2 separate regions of the Homo sapiens genome follow, and region 2 is linked to region 1. Evidence: read pairs that join two places in POLR2A ChIA-PET (ENCODE). Cell type or tissue: B cell. All regions are shown on one strand. Links, peaks and the distances in the headings refer to the core of each region. The heading gives the core; the rest is flanking DNA.

What was found. Peaks named below come from ENCODE experiments on the same cell type or tissue, not always from the same donor. Only the 100,000 strongest peaks of a DNase experiment are listed, where the experiment ranks them.
Region 2: POLR2A ChIA-PET joins it to region 1 with 9 read pairs; 7 of 35 experiments call an interaction of 5 or more read pairs at or near these places.

Annotation. Positions count from the first base shown.
Region 1 is chr5:40,598,887-40,609,168 of GRCh38, reverse strand. It overlaps LOC105374737 (a long non-coding RNA gene), which reads right to left and starts at 9,219. Exons shown (of 3, transcript XR_925942.3): 1 at 9,144-9,219. In B cell, for the core only: no CTCF peak of the experiment used is centred there; no DNase peak of the experiment used is centred there; H3K4me3 peaks cover 1,171 bases; H3K27ac peaks cover 423 bases.
Region 2 is chr5:40,655,681-40,665,962 of GRCh38, reverse strand. No RefSeq gene overlaps it. Among named protein-coding and RNA genes, the nearest start is that of PTGER4, 19 kb to the left of the region's middle. In B cell, for the core only: no CTCF peak of the experiment used is centred there; no DNase peak of the experiment used is centred there.

The DNA of each region.
Region 1 (10,282 bases), core at 2,385-6,384:
GAGACATTTAGAGGAAGCAATTGAAATGCTTATTATGGTAGCTGGAGGAATCAACTGGCAATTTAAAAGAAGTTATTCTGGCTGGGCGTGGTGGCTTACCCCTGTAATTCCAGCACTTTGGGAGACTAAAGTGGGCGGACCGCTTGAGGCGAGGAGTTCGAGACCAGCCTGGGCAAGATGGGGGAAACCCCATCTCTACAAAAAAAAAAATGCAAAAATTAGCTGGGCATGGTGGCTTGTGCCTGTAGTTCCAGCTGCTCTGGAGGCTGAGGCACAAGAATCACAGGCACCTGGGAGGCAGAGGCTGTAGTGAGCCGAGATGGTGCCATTGCACTCCAGACTGGGAGACAGAGTGAGACTCTATCTAAAAAATAATAAATAAATAAAATAAATAAATAAAATAAGTTACTCTGAATAAATGACAGTTCCAGCAAGAGGGAGTTGGCCTAATATAAAGCAATCAGTTCATACCCTTGACAGGTTCCTATAGAAGGCTTTGATAATTAGGATTCCACTGGGTCTTAGAGGGGGAACATTCATTAAGCAAATTGTTCTTTTTCTCTCTTTTTTCCTTCCAAAAACAGACACTGGAAGAGGTCATTGAAGAGTCACAAGAGAACCAGGCAGTGCACCTGATTTCCTAGCAACTCAAAGGATATAGGTAGATGTCATGGAAGCAAAAGAGGCAAAACCAAAAAACAAAAACATAATATTTTTAATCTTCTGAGAACAGAGAAGAGACATTCAAAAAGACAAAAGGAAAGGGCAGGAGGACTGAGAGGGGCACAGGCCCACATGTCCCTGAGTTTTCCCATTAGTGAAAAGAAGATAAATGACAAAAGAAGGTTGTCATGTCTTTTGAAATGAGACATGGGGATTACTGTTGGCTAAAATGCCCACTAATCTAGCCACCACACTAGTTTTATGGTTTCAATTAGCATTTTTTTCTCTGATTATTTTAAATTAACCCTTACAGCCTCCCAAGCATTTTGGCAGAGTTACGGTGGAGAAAGTTACTATAAACTAAATTATAAATTTAATTAATCTAATTGGAGTTGAAATTCATGGCATCAATTAAATCCTCATATCTTATTCCCCTTGTTCATGTGATTGCCATTCTAGGCATGTATAAAACCTTGATGTGGCATAATTATGTAATTTCTTAAGCAACCCAGCCACAGCGCATTAATAATATCCTGGTTAGGAGGCGCAGGAGCCTAAAACCTTACTGGAAACAAAATCCTGAGCATTGTGAGAGCCTGAACTGTATCTCTTTCCTTCTTGTCTCTCCATATCATATAGCCCAGGCTGAAGGACACAGAAGGAGTTTAATGAGTGGTTCCTATGGAGACACAATCCTAAAACTGCCTTGTTGCCTCCATATTCAGTTGTCCAGCCACTACTGTATGATATTACAAATTGGCAGGCAGGTTCAAGGTCATATTCAAGCTTAAAATGCATTGAAGTCATAAAGTATTGTGCAGGAATGAGAGTTCTAAGGTGTATTAGATAAAAAAATTAGCCCTAGATGTCACATAGATAAAAATCTTGAAATATCAGGGACTTCATGCAGTAAATGGTTATTTCTTGCTTATTTCCCATTCTATCTTGCAGCTATAGAATCTGGAATGTGCACCCTCTGCAATGATCATGGTACGGGAAGTGAGAGATGGCAGAGGTGCACTGGTTCTCACTCATCTTAGCCTAGAAGTGACACATGTCATTTCCACTCAGAGTCCTTTGACTAGAAGAAGTCATGTGACCCCCAACGTACCTGCAAAAGAGGCTGTGAAATATAGAGAAGTCCATAGAATTTGATGAGCACTGTCTTTGACATGTTAGGATTTTTGCAGCACCTGGGGATTCCACCGTAGCTCTAGGTACTAGGCTATGAATGCCAAATAATATAAACATACAGATGAAACAGCCAGATAGTTCTTTGGGAGATTCTTTTATTAAAATAAGTTAAACATAGAAGGCAACTTTTTCTCTTTTCTTTCTTACTGGCTTGGAGAGTTAGCTTCTTGGATGTTGCATGGGGTCCCATTTCTGTACAGAATTCCGTTTAGTTTGGATTACACTTGTGCATCTTTCAGCCCAGGATCCCAAAAAGGGTCTCATGTATTTCTCTAGTCAGTTTCAGAGTTGTGCCCCTGAGATAACCATGTTGTCATGCCAATAATGGTTACTTGGAAATCTTTATGGGAAGTGTTCAAATATTAGAGGAATTAATAGAGAAATGCTATGTTATTTAACTATTAGAGCAATTTACACTAAAACAATAGAGGAACTTAGCCACAATTCCATATAAAAGCTGAAACAGAACCAGGGAAATATTTGGCCATCTGAAGCACTTCCTTAGGTGGCAGAAGGCTGGATGGCCTGAAGTATTATTAGCTTAGTTTTTTATCCAGTGTCAGGCCGAATAGTTTGCTGAGATTTCAGCCTTTCCTTACATCACATATCACACTATCATAACTGATGGAAGCCTTATTTATTTATTTATTTATTTATTTATTTATAGTGACTAAATCTCACTCTGTCATCCAGGCTGGAGTGCAGTGGTGCAATCACAGCTCATTGCAGTCTCAAACTCCTGGGAAAGCTACATTTTAAAATAGCAGGCTGGATGCGGTGGCTCATGACTGTAATGCCAGCACTTTAGGAAGCCAAGGTGGGCAGATTGCCTGAGCTCAGGAATTTGAGACCAGCCAGGGAAACATGGCGAGACCCCATCTCTACTAAAAATACAAAAAATTAGCTGGGAGTGGTGGCACATGCCTGTAATCCCAGCTACTCCAGAGGGTGGGGCATGAGAATCACTTGAACCCATGAAGTGGAGGTTGCAGTGAGCTGAGATTGCGCCACTGCACACCAGCCTGGGCGACAGAGCGAGACTGTCTCAAAAACAAAAACAAAAAAAGGAAATTGTATGGCCGGGAGAAGGTTTTATCAAAACAATTGTTGTGAACAGCGTGACCAGTAGATGAAAAGATTTCCACAAATTCCCAGCCGTTATTTTCACTTTACTTTCTGCTCCATCCCCGTTGTGCTCAGGAGGCTCCTCTCGACAGGGTGAGAGTCAGGCCCACCCTGTGCTATCAGGCAAGGGTCAGAATTGCTTTACCTTAAGTAAGACACTCTTGCTTCCACAAGTTAAAGGATATTTACTATGACTGTATCTTACAACACCAATTAGTTAATACTTGTAAAGTTCTTTGAGAGGGAAGACTACTCACTGTATGAATTTAAAGGGTGATTATCTTTTTGTTATTTATAAAAAACATCACTAAGTACAATTATCATTGTTTTAAAAATATTTTATTTGAATTCAACAGGATGTGGTTATTATCTGCTGAGTTAGTGAGGCTTCTGAGAGCTATAATTAGACTTGAATAACTGAAGGAGGGTAGGATAGACCAGAGTCTTGGCTAAGGGCCATGGGTTGAGAAAAGGAACATGCAGAAGATGGACTGGATTGGTGACATTGCCTTCTTTCTGTCACTGGCTGTAAATGGCAAGAATATGGCATGGCAAAGAAAAAAGAATTTTCCTCATAAATCAGGTAATTCTATAACTTTGTCAGAGGTACAGCGCTTGCTTGGCCTTAAGTATCATAAGCACAGTGTAGAGGGATTTCTGGCTTTGGCTTCACACAGCTCTGGTTGGCATCTTGACTGTTTCTTAGGAGCTACGTGTACTTGGGTGAATCACCTAAATTCATCGGATGTCAGTTTCTTAATCCATGAAATGAGAGAATAGTGTGTTGTAATGTGATATCAGTACTAGAAATAATGTGTGGCAAGTACTAATTACTGGGCCGAATTCATTATGGGTGCTCAGCAAATTGTACAGATAATCATGATCATTTGCATTAATAGTAACATGAGAAAAAGATCAGGAAAGTAAGCACAATCAGCAGTGATCATTATTTGGAGTCAAGCCTTGTATAGTAATGGCTTAATCAGGTAAAACTGTTGATTCTAACAGGTGAATTGGTTACTTTTCTAAGAAAACCACTATTTGTATTTTTTTTTTTTTTTTGAGACAGAATCTTGCTCTGACATCCAGGCTTGAGTGCAATGGTGTGATCTCGGCTTACTGCAACCTCTGCCTTCTGGGTTCAAGTGATTCTCCTGCCTCAGCCTCCTGAGTAGCTGGGATTACAGGTGCCCACAACCATGCCTGGGTAATTTTTGTATTTTTAGTAGAGACAGGTCTTCACCTGTTGGCCAGGCTGGTCTCGAACTCCTGACCTCAAGTGATTTGCCTGCCTTGGCCTCCTAAAGTGCTGGGATTACAAGCATGAGGCACCGTGCCCGGCCCACTATTTGTATTTAAAGGAGGTCTCCTGTAAGCATTATAACTTAACCTAAAGAATGGCTTTGGCAGGAATTTCAAGCACAGACAGACTTGATATTCCTCCCAAAGCCGTTCTTTAGGTTAAGTTGGTAAAAAAGAGATGGTTAAAAAGAGGCTGGTGAAAAAGAGATTTAGGGTGCAAAACTAACTTTTGACTTTTAGATCACATTATGTGGCGGACAGTTTACATTATAATCAAGACACTGGCATTTTACATTATTCAGATTTTAAGAGTTTGGTGTTTGATGTAGAGATTTATGCAGTGTTATAGGAAAGGGCATGATGTATTTATAGTGCATTTATAAGTCAATTGTCATTACATTAAGATAAAGTACAACAATATTAGTCCTTTGTGTCATGATGTGTGTAACAGCCCTTTCTGTCTTCATTAGGATGCCCATAGTTTTCTGACTTATGCTATGACTGTTCCACAAATAATGAAAAATATATTAATATGAATATTTTATGTACAATTTAATTTCTCTGCTGATCATATGTTTAAACAAATACTAAAATAATGCATATTTATTCTTAAAAAGCCCAACATTTCAGAAGTATATAGACTAAAAATGGAATATCCTTTACCCAAAAGAAATTTGATATGGTTTGGCTGTGCCCCCACCCAAATCTCAACTTGAATTGTATCTGCCAGAATTCCCACATGTTGCGGGAGGGACCCAGTGAGAGGTAATTGAATCATGGCAGCTGGTCTTTCCTGTGCTATTCTCATGACAGCAAATAAGTCTCACGAGATCTGATGGGTTTTTCAGGTGTTTCCGCTTTTGCTTCCTCCTCATTGTCTCTTGCCACCGTCATGTAAGAAGTGCCTTTCACCCTCCTGCCATGATTCTGAGGCCTCCCAGCCATGTGGAACTGTAAGTCCAATTAAACCTCTTTTTCTTCCCAGTCTCAGGTACGTCTTTATCAGTAGCATGAAAACGGACTAATACAAAATTCATACCATTTTAACTTTGCAAATTTTATGAAAAAAATTAAATCAACATTTCACTTTTCCATGACCTATGAAAAAAGGTCATAGGTCATGGAAAGGGGTCATGGATGAGCGGTCTGATGGAGTTCTGATGATGGTTTGCAAACTCTAAGCTTCTGAAACACTGTCATCTCTGTTATCCATGGATTCTTTCAGGATGACTTTTCAGCTTAGGGAGTCCAGACAAGACTATAAGCTTCTGGCCTAGGAATGTCTATGCAGGTGTCAGGGATTTGTCACACATGAATGCATGGCAGAGGAATTAAAAATTTCCTTTTACAAATAACCAACCTCCCAGCCAATTAATACAAATACACTCCTGCCTGTTGCCAAGTTATAATTCATTGTATTGTTGTGAAAAGAACATTGGGAGAGGTTTATGGTTTCAATGCTCTTTTAAGTCAAAAGCATGACATGAAAAATGGAGGCTTTAAAAGTGGAGTTTCTCTCTGAGGATCCAATTCTAGACTTCTCAATGTGGAAAAGTAGTAAGACTTATAGGAAATATTGCTGATAATTGCTGAAGGCTTTGACTGAAATTATTTCTGAAAAGTCTTTATAAAATACTTATTGGAGTTTCTGGATCCTAGCCAGCAGGAGCTTACAATTTATGACTTCGTGGATGGCAACAGATATTAAGGACACGCATGCAGCTGAGAAAGTATTGAATGAGTTTTACTGATGTGCCATTGTAAGAGTAAGTGTGTGCTGGAGGGTGAAATGACTATGATAATTAGAAACTTTAAAAATTATTTTATTTGTTATTAATACCTTCTTTATTCAAAGAAAGGAATAGGTCAGCTTTTAGGGATGTGCTGCAGTTATCTATTGCAGAGTAACAAACCATTCTGAAAGGTAGTAGCTTGATAATAACAACTGTCTATGGGCTGAGCTCAGGTGGGTGATTCTTCTGTTGGCCTTGTCTGACTTATTCATGTGGCTGCACTTATCTGGAGGTTTTATAGGGCTGGGGATCCAAAATGGCTTTATCCACATGTTTGGCACCTCAGCTAAGTCTGAAACAACTGGAGGCTGGACAGAAATCTTTCTCTCTCTCCTGCTACAGGTCTTTGCAGCAGAGTAATGGAATATCTTTACTTTATGTATTGGCTAAGGCTCCAAAGAGGCTGAAAGCAGAAGCTTCCATGCCTATGAAGGCCTAGGCCAGAGCTGGCAAGGTGTCACTTTCACTACCTTCTATTGATTAATAAATTCATAAGGCTGGCTTGATTCCATGTTGGAGAGAAAATAGACTAACTTTCTGATGGGAGGAAGAGCAAAGAATTTGAGTCATCTTTAATTCACTGAAGGACATAGAATAGACAAGAAAATGTAATAATAACCTCTAAAAATTGCCAATAAATTTTTGATTGAAGGTCAACTAGCAGATGTGACATGTTTACACCCAGTAGCAACAACACAAATTGTCTAATTTCAAGGACCCCAAAAGGTCAACTTACCAATTAGCTTAGCCCAAGGTTTACTTTTTTTTTTTTTCTGGTTGGAGTTACTCATATAATTTTACAATGTTAGCGTTGGGAGACAATTTGAAGGTTACCTAGTCCAGTCAAATGTTTTTTGATGAAAATAAGCATTTAAACAAGATTACAGACATATTTTTCTAGGTGAGAGGTGTAGCGCACGGGCTAACTAATTTGTTTATATGATTAATTCATTGTGACTTTGGTTGAGGACAGAATCTAGGGAAGTGGAACATAGGACAAGTATATTTTACATGGAAGGGAAAGGTAGGAAAATATGCAAGGTATGCAGTGTGTTCACAGCCTAGGAAGGTCCTAGGGATGGAGATGTGCACTGCAGTCAAAGAAAAATCAAAGTGCCTAGATCTGAGGAAGGGGGGATGCCTGAGGGAAGAATTTCAAAAGTGATACCCTACAGGCTTCTTCCCATTAGTGAGAGAGAAGACTTCTTGGAAAAACTGTTTCAACAGTATTGGAAATGAGAAGTAGATTTCTCATGAACTGCCCAGTTAGTTTGCAGGAATGCTTAACTTTTCCTCTAGAGATTAGCTTTTTCATATCTTTGTATAAGCTCAAAGTTTGTCAAAATATATATAGTTGGCTGATTTTCACCTTTGTCTTTCTGTAGTTCCTCTTCCCTGTCTTCCTAGAAGAGGGTGTTTATTGACTGATCTGTGATGGTGTTGCTCACTGGCTTCCTCTGTTGTTTTCAGAATGTATGTTTTTGGTGTGGATTAGCATCCAGGTGTGTGTTTATAATAATAGAGCTCTTTGAAGCCCAGTGTGCTGGACTTTGGCTCCCTGGCTGGTTGAAACATATTTCCCACTTCATTTTGCAGTTGTTATTTTTGCAAGCTAGGTTTAACAGCTTTGGTCTTTTCATTTTCTGAAAATTATGGGAATGCTTTGAGGTGCCAACATGTCTCAACATGTTTTAATGGAAGAGGAGCTGAGGTCATTGTGAAGCCAATAAATTTCAGCTGGAGAAGGAAAACTGTAAAAGGGAAAGTGACAGGTATGCCATTTCACCCTTTTTCCCTAACTGGCTGGTGGCATTGCTGTTACTTCTTCCCATGGTTTTTGGCCCACAGTTTCCTTGTTGACCAGCCCAATGTCCATAAGAGATACTGTTTCCATCTGCAGTTTCTGAATGGGATCTAACTCCTATTTGTAAAATATGCTACGTTCTTTTTGGGCCTGAGTCATTTTTTTTTTCTCTTATAAATAGATTGACACTGCAATTAAGAGAGACTTCACTTAATAAGAGAGACTTTGGGAATATAGGGAGTATTTAACACCTGTGATTCAATGAAACATGTATTTTTCTTAGATCTGTAATAATCCTAAATGATCCTGGACTATTTTAAAAAGTCGTAGTATTTTGGTGTAAAAAAAGCAGGTTCTACCCTATTTCTCAATGTACAAGATTTATGGGTCTTAGGGCTAGTTCATAACTCTAGGTTCTGCTTCAGTGGGTGTACTTGTTACTGAATTAGCTAAGGTATTAACTGTTTGATGACTTGAAAAGACAAATTTCCTGGTCTCACATGTTACATTTGCAAAGACTCTAGATTTCTATTTCAATAAAGCTTAAATGGAAACACCTCTGCTTTCAATGGTAGGCAATTTATTTGTGGGACTCTTGAGTGACTTTCCCAGAAAGGCTGGCTGCTGTGGATGTGTGCCTCTGCTCAGGTATCATTTTTCTTTTGAAACATCATTAAAGCACAACAGGGGTAAATCAATACCTATTGACTCGCAGTTGTGGTTTCTCATTTGTTCCACTGATCTGATGAGATGGCTTTTTAACCCATTTAGCACTATCAGAAAGGACACCTCTGGCCAGAAATGTTCCTGGCTGTTTGTGGTATCTGTAAATTGATTTTTTTTTCCTCATTCACCCTCTCTTTTCCTATCTGGCCCCCAGAGGACAGATTTTCTCAGACATGTTCTAATCTGATCAATACCAGAAAATCTAGGCAGTCATCAGAAAAAGCATCATCTTAAGGTTCTGAGCCTGAGAGACATGTCAGTAACTCTAAAACACTGTAGCTGAATGGCCTGAACACATCGAGCAAGGTGAGCCTTTCAGATTCCCTTGGAACCTGAGCTAGCACGTGCCTACAATGGGTGATTTTGCTGCCTGCTTCACTGACATAGACCTAAGTAGGCTAGGCAGGGAGAGGAGAGAACAGCTGTTGAAAATTCAGAGACCTCCCCACACTTTTTGCTTTGGGAAACTGAGAGAAGGGTTAACTTCTCCCATCCCCAGCTTGGCTTCCAGACCTGGAGTCCCTGCCCCTGGTTACCTTGTTAATGGAGATTGAACTTCAGTGACAGCTGTAGAGACTGGAGGAACAGGCCAGGACAAGAGGCATGAGTTGTCAACCAACTTTGCTTCAACTAGACCTGGTTCAGATGTCCTGGGGAAGGAAAGACAGCAATTTTGCCTGGAGGTATTCCTGGGACTCCCTGCAGGTTGAGGGCAGAAGAGGAACAATTAGCTCTTGACCTAGAATAGCTTGATAGGTTACTGCTGGTGGTTTGCAGAGGTGTGGGGGTGATGAGGAGATATGTAATCAATCATGTAATCAGAGGGCTTAAACAAAACAAAACAAAACAAAACAAAAGAAGAGAGGAGGGGGAGGTGAGGTAAGAAAGAGAAATAAATTTGGGTGTAGAGATTTTTTAAGAGAGTAAAAGTGGAAAAAAGGATTAGGAGACTAAACAAAGAGCCCTAAGAAGCTTATCTCTTGATGGCTAATGGACCCAATGTTTGTGTCCCCCCAAATTCATATGTTGAAGCCCTAGTCCCCAATGTGATAGTATTTGGAGGTGGAGCTTTGAAAGGTAATCAGGTTCAGATGAAGCCATGAGGGCAGATCCACCAGGTGAGGACATAATCAGGAAGAGGGGGCCCTCACCATAACCTGACCATGCTGCCACTATTCTTGGACTTCCAGCTTCCAGAACCAGGAGGAATACGTTTGTTGTTTAAGCTACTCAGCCTCTGGTAGTTTGCTATAGCAGCTCAAACTGACTAAGACACTATCAATCTGTCTTCCATAGTAAAGTGTCATCTGCATATATAGCTATCTTGTCTTCTCTCAAAGTATGAGGAACACATGCAGGTTTCTGGCATGCAGAATTGATCTTTGTTCGTATTTTCATTGTAATTGAGATTACTTGAGGAAATTGGGTAACAAGAAGTGTACTTAGAGAAAGTGGAATGAGAAATGAGAGAAAGCAGTTTGATTAGGCTTTTTGGTTAGATACAGTATTTGAGGCTAGTTTTTGGAGGTGAGTTATGTTTTTTGGGCATGGCTTTTTCTATTGAGATTTAGTCTACCAATGATTTGCTGTATTTTGACTTGTGTTTAGGTTTAAGTATGGTGTTAGGTGGTGAATTGTAATTGGGAAGAATTCTAACAGGTTGGAAAATTTATGT
Region 2 (10,282 bases), core at 3,126-7,125, 56 kb before region 1:
GAGCTAGGAAGGGAAGCCTGTTCTAGACCTCAGTTTCCTTGTCTATAAATAAGGAGAGTTGGATTGGAGCATATGTTGAATTCAGCTCAACAACTTTGATGTAAGTGGAAGGCTACAGTGGTGATATGATCTGCTCATCCACCGCAGGCTGTCACATTGATGACAGCTGTGGCAGAACCCTTCATTTCATGGCCTACCATTCATTATTTGGGGTTCCTGATTAATCCTTTCTCTTTTGCAAGACCTTTTCTCAAAGTAGCTTAACCAGATTCCTGAATTTTAGCTATCTTTGTATGACCGGAGCACCATGCACAGTTCCATCTCCAGAGAATTTCCTAAGTGACAAATGGCCAAAAGATGAGACTATCTGGAGGGCAAGGCTTCCTTTGCACACCCCATCCCCAAAGTTTTTTTTGTTGTTTTGGAGAATTCACATCCATGTAATATAATTTTGAGTATTGCAATTTGGTCTTGCTTTAAATATTTAAAAATATATCTCTTAAAATCATTTTCCCTAGTGTGTGTTTTTTGTTTGTTTGTTTGAGTGGTTCTTGATTGTATTATGAAGGGGATCCTGTGATCTACTGCATTTTCTTTTCTTTTTTGAGACATAGTCTCGTTCTGTTGCCCAGGCTGGAGTGCAGTGGCGCAGTCTCGGCTCACTGCAACCTCCGCCTCCCAGGTTCAAGTGATTCTCAGCCTCCCAAGTAGCTGGGATTACAGGCATGTGCCACCGTGCCTGGCTAATTTTTTATTTTTTTTAGTAGAGACAAGGTTTTGCCATGTTGCTCAGGCTGGTCTCAAACCCTTGGCCTCAAGTGACCTGCCTGCCTTGGCCTCCCAAAGTGCTGGGATTATAGGCATAAGCCACCTCGCCTGGCTACTTATTACATTTTCTAACTGCTTATTGTTGGGGTAATGTAATGGTTATGTGCAAAGACTGCCAAACTCTGTCACTTGCTAGCTGTGTGGCATCACACAAGTAATTTAACCTCTCTGTTTCTTAGGAGTTTTTAAATTTAAAAGTCAGGATAATAATAGCAGCTTCCCTCAGGAGTTAATACGTGAAAAACACCTTATTCAGTGCCTGGTACATAGCCCTCAAAAACTGTTAGCTGTCATCTCTTTTGGCATCTAGGACAGTTCTTGGTCAGATTACTAAACTCTTGATAGTGTTGGTATATTGTCAGTTGATTGTGTTGAATGTTCTAGGTACACAATTATAAAAAAAGAATATCAGTTTAAGTGGGTCCTTTCTTTTGTTTTTATGAGAGGAATTCTTGACTGGGATCCTCAGCACAACGTTAAGTCATAGTTGAAATGAGTGTCTTTGTAAGACTATTCCAACCTCCTTTTACAAGATCTGTGTGCTATAATTTATAACTAATTTAGTGCCCTAGTTTTTTTTTATTATTATTATACTTTAAGTTTTAGGGTACATGTGCACAATGTGCCGGTTAGTTACACACGTATACATGTGCCATGCTGGTGTGCTGCACCCATTAACTCGTCATTTAGCATTAGGTATATCTCCTAATGCTATCCTTGCCCCCTACCCCCACCCCACAACAGTCCCCAGAGTGTGATGTTCCCCTTCCTGTGTCCATGTGTTCTCATTGTTCAATTCCCATCTATGAGTGAGAACATGCGGTGTTTGGTTTTTTGTCCTTGCGATAGTTTACTGAAAATGATGATTTCCAATTTCATCCATGTCCCTACAAAGGACATGAACTCATCATTTTTTATGGCTGCATAGTATTCCATGGTGTATATGTGCCACATTTGCTTAATCCAGTCTATCGTTGTTGGACATTTGAGTTGGTTCCAAGTCTTTGCTATTGTGAATATTGCCACAATAAACATACGTGTACATGTGTCTTTATAGCAGCATGATTTATAGTCCTTTGGGTATATACCCAGTAATGGGATGGCTGGGTCAAATGGTATTTCTAGTTCTAGATCCCTGAGGAATCGCCACACTGACTTCCACAATGGTTGAACTAGTTTACAGTCCCACCAACAGTGTAAAAGTGTTCCTATTTCTCCACATCCTCTCCAGCACCCGTTGTTTCCTGACTTTTTAATGATTGCCATTCTAACTGGTGTGAGATGGTATCTCATTGTGGTTTTGATTTGCATTTCTCTGATGGCCAGTGATGATGAGCATTTTTTCATGTGTCTTTTGGCTGCGTAAATGTCTTCTTTTGAGAAATGTCTGTTCATATCCTTTGCCCACTTGTTGATGGGGTTGTTTGTTTTTTTCTTGTAAATTTGTTTGAGTTCATTGTAGATTCTGGATATTAGCCCTTTGTCAGATGAGTAGGTTGTGAAAATTTTCTCCCATTTTGTAGGTTGCCTGTTCACTCTGATGGTAGTTTCTTTTGCTGTGCAGAAGCTCTTTAGTTTAGTTAGATCCCGTTTGTCAATTTTGGCTTTTGTGGCCATTGCTTTTGGTGTTTTAGACATGAAGTCCAAGCTGATAAGCAACTTCAGCAAAGTCTCAGGATACAAAATCAATGTACTAAAATCACAAGCATTCTTATACACCAATAACAGACAAACAGAGAGCCAAATCATGAGTGAACTCCCATTCACGATTGCTTCAAAGAGAATAAAATACTTAGGAATCCAACTTATAAGGGATGTGAAGGACCTCTTCAAGGAGAACTACAAACCACTGCTCAATGAAATAGAAGAGGATACAAACAAATGGAAGAACATTCCATGCTCATGGGTAGGAAGAATCAATATCGTGAAAATGGCCATACTGCCCAAGGTAATTTATAGATTCAATGCCATCCCCATAAAGCTACCAATGACTTTCTTCACAGAATTGGAAAAAACTACTTTAAAGTTCATGTGGAACCAAAAAAGAGCCCACATTGCCAAGTCAATCCTAAGCCAAAAGAACAAAGCTGGAGGCATCACGCTACCTGACTTCAAACTATACTACAAGGCTACAGTAACCAAAACAGCATGATACTGGTACCAAAACAGAGATACAGATCAATGGAACAGAACAGAGCCCTCAGAAATAACGCCGCATATCTACAACTATCTGATCTTTGACAAACCTGAGAAAAACAAGCAATGGGGAAAGGATTCCCTATTTAATAAATGGTGCTGGGAAAACTGGCTAGCCATATGTAGAAAGCTGAAACTGGATCCCTTCCTTACACCTTATACAAAAATAAATTCAAGATGGATTAAAGACTTAAACGTTAGACCTAAAACCATAAAAACCCTAGAAGAAAACCTAGGCACTACTGTTCAGGACATAGGCATAGTGCCCCAGTTTTTATTTTTATTTTACTTTCCTTTAAGTTCTGGGATACATGTGCAGAATGTGCAGGTTTGTTACATAGGTATACATGTGCCATTGTGGTTTGCTGCACCTATCAACCCATCATCTAGGTTTTAAGCCCCACATGCATTTGGTATTTGTCCTAATGCTCTCCTTCCCCTTGGCACCCCCCACCCCCAACAGGCCCTGGTGTGTGATGTTCCCTTCCCTGTGTCCATGTGTTCTCATTGTTCAGCTCCCACTTATGAGTGAGTACATGTGGTACTTGGTTTTCTGTTCCTGTGTTAGTTTGCTGAGAATGATGGCCTCCAGCTCCATCCATGTCCCTGCAAAAGACATGAACTCATCCTTTTTTATGGGGGCATAGTATTCCATGGTGTATTTGTGCCACATTTTCTTTACCCAGTCTATCCATTGATGGTGCCCCAGTTTTTTACTCACAATTATGATATGACCATTTTTCATTCCAATTTTACTGTATATGCTGCTGCAGTGAGCATGACATGAGCATTTTTCATGTTGACAAACTTTTAGTAAACATTAATTGTTCTGAATTTTACCAAAACTTATATATTATAAAATATATATTCACACTTGTTAGTATATAAAATATATATATAGTTTAAATAATCATAATAATAGGAATACCTGTGTATGCACCACTCAGCTTAAATAGAATATTACTACATATGTGGGAGTGCGTTTGTGCTCTTCCCCAGATGCATAGAGAATTTTTTTATCAATCATTTCTTTGCTTTGCTTTTTAGCTTTACCATCAATGTATACAAATTATGATGTAGATATACTACAACCCACTTAATAATTACCCTATTGTGATTATTTAGGTGGGTTTATGTTTTTTGATGTTGGGAATAGGACTTTCCCATAGTGAAGATTATTTCTTTGAGATAGATTCTGAGAACAAAATTACTAGGTCAACAGTTATGACTGTTTTCAGAGCTTTGGACAGCTATTGATTGTCAAACTGCTTTCCAAAAGGCTTATATATCAGTTTATATTTCCCAAAAGCAGTGCATCTGAGAATGTCCATTTCAGTTCAGCAGTCATCAACACTGAGGGTTATTAACTTGAAAGGCAAGAAGTGTCATGCTAAAATATTTTAGTATAACTGCTAATAAGTTTGAATTTTTAAAAGACCAATTATATTTTTTGAAGGATCCTATGCATTCAGAAATGTTCACCTATCACAAGTGTTTAGCTTAAGAAATTTTCACAGATAGAACACAGCTTCATAGCTAACATTTAGATCAAGAAACAGAACATTACCCATACACCAAAGCTGTCCTTGTGCTTCATTTCAAAGACCATTTTAAAAAAACTGTATGGCTAAAACCTCTGGAGGAAGAAAACTGACTTTGCTTTGACCAATGTAGTTTTAACAGTCAGCAGTAAGTTTTCTGATTATGAAGGTTTGAAGATTTGGAAAGGTTCATATGTATTTAAGATGGTTACTCTCTTCGCAAAGTAGGATAGTGAATTTATAATTCTGGCCCCCGATCTCCCTTTCTTTTAAAATAGTTTGATGTCTGAGGCCAGGCAGAGTGGCTCACACCTGTAATCCAAGCACTTTGGGTGGCTGCCTAAGACCAGCCTAAGCAACAAAGAGAAACCTTATTTTTACAAAGAATAAAAAATCTAGCTGGGTGCAGTGATGCATGCCTGTAGTCCCAGCTACTCAGGAGCCTGGGGCCAGAATTGCTTGAGCCCAGGAGGTCACAATTGTAGTGAGCCATGATTACACTCCAGCCTGGATGACAGAGTACACAGCGAGTGAGACTGTCTCAAAAAAAAAAAAAAAAAAAAAAAAGAGAAGGAAAAGTTTGATGTTATTTGTTCTATCAAACCACAACTTTGCATTTACTCAGAGTTCTTATGCAAGCCATAATAGTGTATCTCTAGTGCAGGTTCTTAAATTCTAGTGAATAAAAATAGGGATTACTTCTTTGCTTATTTAAAACACAGGTTCAGGGGTCCCATGTAAGACTTATTGAGTCAGCATTTGCAGTGTCAGAAGCACCTCAGGTGATGCAGATGCCTGCTAATGGTCTCTAGACACACCTTGAGGAATGTTTCTGTAGAGGATAAATGCTTCTTTAAGAAAAACATTCTGACAACCTTGGTAATTGAAGCAGTTACCTAAGAAAATTCTTCTATATGGCATGACCTTAATTTTAAAAATAATGCTGTTGGCTGGGCTCATGCCTATAATCCCAGCACTTTGGGAGGCTGAGGCAAGAGGATAATGAGGTCAAGAGATCGACACCATCCTGGCCAACGTGGTGAAGCCCCGTCTCTACTACTGGGCGTGGTGGCGTACACCTGTAGTCCCATCTACTCAGGAGGCTGAGGCAAGAGAATCGCTTGAACCCGGGAGGCGGAGGTTGCAGTGAGCTGAGATTGCGCTACTATACTCCAGCCTGGTGACAGAGTAAGACTCTATCTCAAAAAACAAACAAACAAACAAACAAAAAAAACCGCTGTCAAAGAAATGTATGTTTAGTTCTTTATTCCATTCTAGGCTTTCCTACTATAAACATAGACATGTGGTATTTAACATAGGGCTGGTATAGTTTGTGTAATCAGAACAGGAAATATTTAGCTTAAAACATACCCCTTGATTGCAGCATGTTTGAAACTGACCTGGTACAATGGGTCTAGCTTTTCAAAGGATAACTCTTAGCTCAGCTATATAAGTGGGTCACTTTATAAAAGGCTTATAATTCAAATTTTTGTCAAAAGTTCAAAACTTACCTTTCTATTTTGTTTCTCTATACATTAACAATAGAGTTCATATGTTGGAGAGTCATTTTAGAAAAAGCAGAATGATTATTAAGTAGTCAAATATTAGATAATAACCCACAGAAAAATTTTTAGGGAGTCTGGCTTTTGCTTTGAATGATCTTAATTAGAGGTTTTGCTTGTTCTGTTTGGGCTGGATAGATTAAAAGTTGGTTGATTCTGCCCCATCAATATTGCTTGCATCCATCCACCTCTCTCCATCTCTACCTCTCACAGCCATTCCACCTTCTTCTTGCTCCTGATCTACAGCCAGAGGCTCCCTTCTCTACTCTTGCCCCCTTCCAGTCAGTTCACCATATGACATTCAGAATGGTCATTTTAATAAAATAAGTTGAACCTCATTATTCTTCTGTTTAAAAGTTTCAGAGGCTTCCCTCAGCTAAAATATACTCATTATCACCCACCAAGTTCCTGCATTGATCTACTTCTGGCCTCCTTTCCAACCTCAACTCAACCAGCTCCCTCTTGTCCATCACACTCAAGTCACTATCCCTGCCCTCCCTTGGTTCTTTGACTCATCCAAGTCCTTCCCTAACTCCTGGGCTTTGTGCAAGCTGTTCCCTTTGCCTGGAAGTCTCTTCCCACAATTTGCACCTGGCTAAATCCTGTCTCTCATTTAGAGCTATGCTTAAATGCCACATCCTTAGAGAGATCCTTCAAATCTAACTTATGTCTCTCCTGTTTTTCTCCTCATGGGCATATGCTTCTCTCTCAGCACTTATCTCAGTCTGTAAATGTGGATCCATGTGCTTATTGGTTTAATTTCTGCCTTTCCCACCAGTCTGGTTGAGTGAAGAGATTATGGCTGTGTGGTTCATCACTATATCCCCAGTGTCTAGCATAGCACATGGTACTGACTGAATAAAAGAAATATTTGTAATTACCCAGTGTATAAGTTATCCATTGCTGTATAATGAATTAATGCAATGTATTAGTCCGTTCTCACAGTGCTATAAATAACTACCGGAAACTGGATAATTTATAAAGAAAAGAGGTTTAATTGGCTCACAGTTCCACAGGCTGCACAGGAAGCATGACTGGGAAGACCTCAGGAAACTTTCAATCCTGGCGGAAAGGGAAGCAGGCACATCTTACATGACCAGAGCAGGAGGAAGAGAGAGAAGGGTGAGGTGCTACACACTTTTAAACAACCAGATCTTATGAGAACTCACTCCCTATCAGGAGAACAGCAAGGGGGAAATCCGCCCTCTTGATTCAATCACCTCCTACCAGGCTCCTCCTGGGGGATTACACTGGGGATTACAATTCCACATGAGATTTGAGTGGGGACACAAATCCGAATCATATCATGCACAAACTTAGACATTTACTTGAAACAACCAACAGTTTTTATCTTGTAGTTCCAGTGAGACAAGACTTTGAAGTGGCTTGTCTGGGTGGTTCTGGTTCAGGGTTTCTTATTGAGTGACAGTAAAGATGTCAGCCAGGGCTGCCATCATTTTACCATTGAGTCGGGTTGATGTATCTGTTTCCAAGAGGGCTCACTCACAAGCCTGTTTGCTGGAGGCCTCAGTTCCGTACCACTTGGACTCCTCCACAGGGCTTCTTACATCATGGCAGCTGGTATCTCCCAGAATGCCTGACCAAATGAGACAGAGAGAGTAAGGAGGAGTCCACAATACTCTTTATGTCCCACTTTCAGATATCACACCTTGTCAATTTAACAACATCCTATTTGTTAAAAACAAATCATTAAGTAATGCCACACTTAAAGGGAGAGGGAATTGTCTCCATCTTTTGAAAGGAGGACTATCAAAGAATTTGTGGACATGTTTGAAAACCACCACAGTTCTTCCTCTGACCACAAATTATTTATATTACCTTGACATGAAAAATACCATAAACTCTTCCTACTGCTCCCCCTCCCCCAAACTCACATCCATTTACATTATCAGCTCAAAATCCAGAATGTTGGCTTCAAAATCAGGTCCAAGTGTGGATGAGGCTCTTTGGCTGTAGTGCCTTAAATATAGCTTTACTACACCATTCCTGTCAATCTAAAGACATATGAAGTGAAGAAACAGGTTATCTACTCCTCCATAGGCAACCTATAATGGTGGGTAAGCCTGGCGTGACCATGGTAGACAATCTTATTTAAAAAGACTTTTAAAAGGAAAAATGGAAGATAGAGAGAAGCAATCAGTCCATAGTAATTCTTTTCTTATTATTTCACTAGCTTTAGTGGTACAAGTGGTTTTCGGTTACATGGATAAATGTATAGTAGTAAAGTCTAGGATTTTAGTGCATCCATCATCCGGGTAGAGTACATTTTACCTAATAGGTAGTGTTTCATCCTGCATCCCCCTCCCGTCGTCCTCCTTTCTGAGTCTCCAATGTCCATTATACAAGCCTGCATGTCTTTGTGTACCCATAGCTTAGTTTCTACTTATAAGTGAGAACACGCAGTATTTGGTTTTTGATTCTTGAGTTAATTTGCTTAGAATAATGACCTCCGGTTCCACTCAAGTTGCTGCACGACATTATTTTTTTCTTTATTATGACTCAGTAGTATTCCATGGTGTATCTATACCACATTTTCTTTATCCACTCATCAGTTTATGGACACTTAGCTTGATTCCATATCTTTGCTTTGTGAATTGTGCTGCAATAAACATCCACATACAGGTGCCTTTTTGATATAGTGACTTCTTTTCTCTTGAGTAGATATCCAGTCATGGGATTACTGGATTGAATGGAAGATCTATTTTGAGTTCCTTGAGAAATCTCCACACTGTTTTCCATAGAGGTTGTATTAATTTATATTCCCAGGAGCAGACTGTAAGCATTAATTTTTTTTACCACATCCACACCAACATCTATTATTTTTGACTTTTTAATAATGGCCATTCTGGCTAGGGTAAGATGTTATCTCATTGTGGTTTTAGTTTGCATTTCCTTGATGATTAGTAATGTTGAGCATTTTCTTGTATGTTTTTTGGCCATTTCTGTATCTTTAGAGATAATATCTTTTTTTTAACTTGACTTATAATTTTATTCTTGAAAAATTATCACTATCAAAAAGGTCATTTGTATCAGTACAGAAAATTTTCCTAATTGTATGTTTCATTTTTATACAAGTGGGAGTATGTGACCCACATTTTCAGTACTCTCCTTTGTAATTTAATTAGCAATATATCTTAAGTACTTCATCCTACAATAATAGTGTAGAGACCTTTAGAGTCTATATTGGTAATCAATAATTTAATTAGTCCTCTTTTAAAAGACATTTGTGTTAATTATATTATGTGTGTGTATCTTTTGAGAAATGACTATTCATATCCTTTGTCCACTTTTTAATGGGATTTGTTTTTCTTGCTGATTTGTTTGAGTTCCTTGTAGATTCTGGATATTAATCCTTTGTCAGATGCATTACTTGCAAATATTTTCTCCCATTCTACAGGTTGTCCATTTACTCTGCAGATTATTTCTTTTGCTATGCAGAAGCTTTTTCATTTAATTAGGTCTCAGTGTTTATTTTTGTTTTTGTTGCATTTGCTTTTGGGATCTTAGTCATAAATTCTTTAGCTAGGCCAATGTCCAGAAGAGTTTTTCCTGGGTTTTCTTCTAGAATTTTTATGGTTTCAGGTCTTAGATTTAAGTCTTTAATACATCTTGAGTTAATTTTCATATTTGGTGAGATATAGAGATCCAGTTTCATTCTTCTACATGTGGCTTGCCAGTTTTCCCAGCACCATTTACTGAATAGGGTGTCCTTTCCCCCATTTGTGTTTCTGTATGCTTTGTCAAAAATCAATTCATTGTAAACATTTGGCTTTATTTCTGGGTTCTCTATTCTGTTCCATTGGTCTATGTGCTTACTTTTATACCAGTACCATGCTATTTTGGTTACTATAGTCTTGTATTACAATTTGAAGTCAGATAATGTGATGTCTCCAGATTTGTTCCTTTTGGTTAGTATTGCTTTAGCTGTGTGGGCTGTTTTTTGGTTCCATATGAATTTTAGGATTGTTGTTTCTAGTTCTGTGAAAAATGATGATGGTATTTTGATGGGAATTGCATTGAATCTGTAGATTGCTTTGGGCAGTATGGTCATTTTCACGACATTGATTCATGCAATCTATGAACATGGGATGTATTTCCGTTTGTTTGTAACAGCTATGATTTCTTTCGGTATTG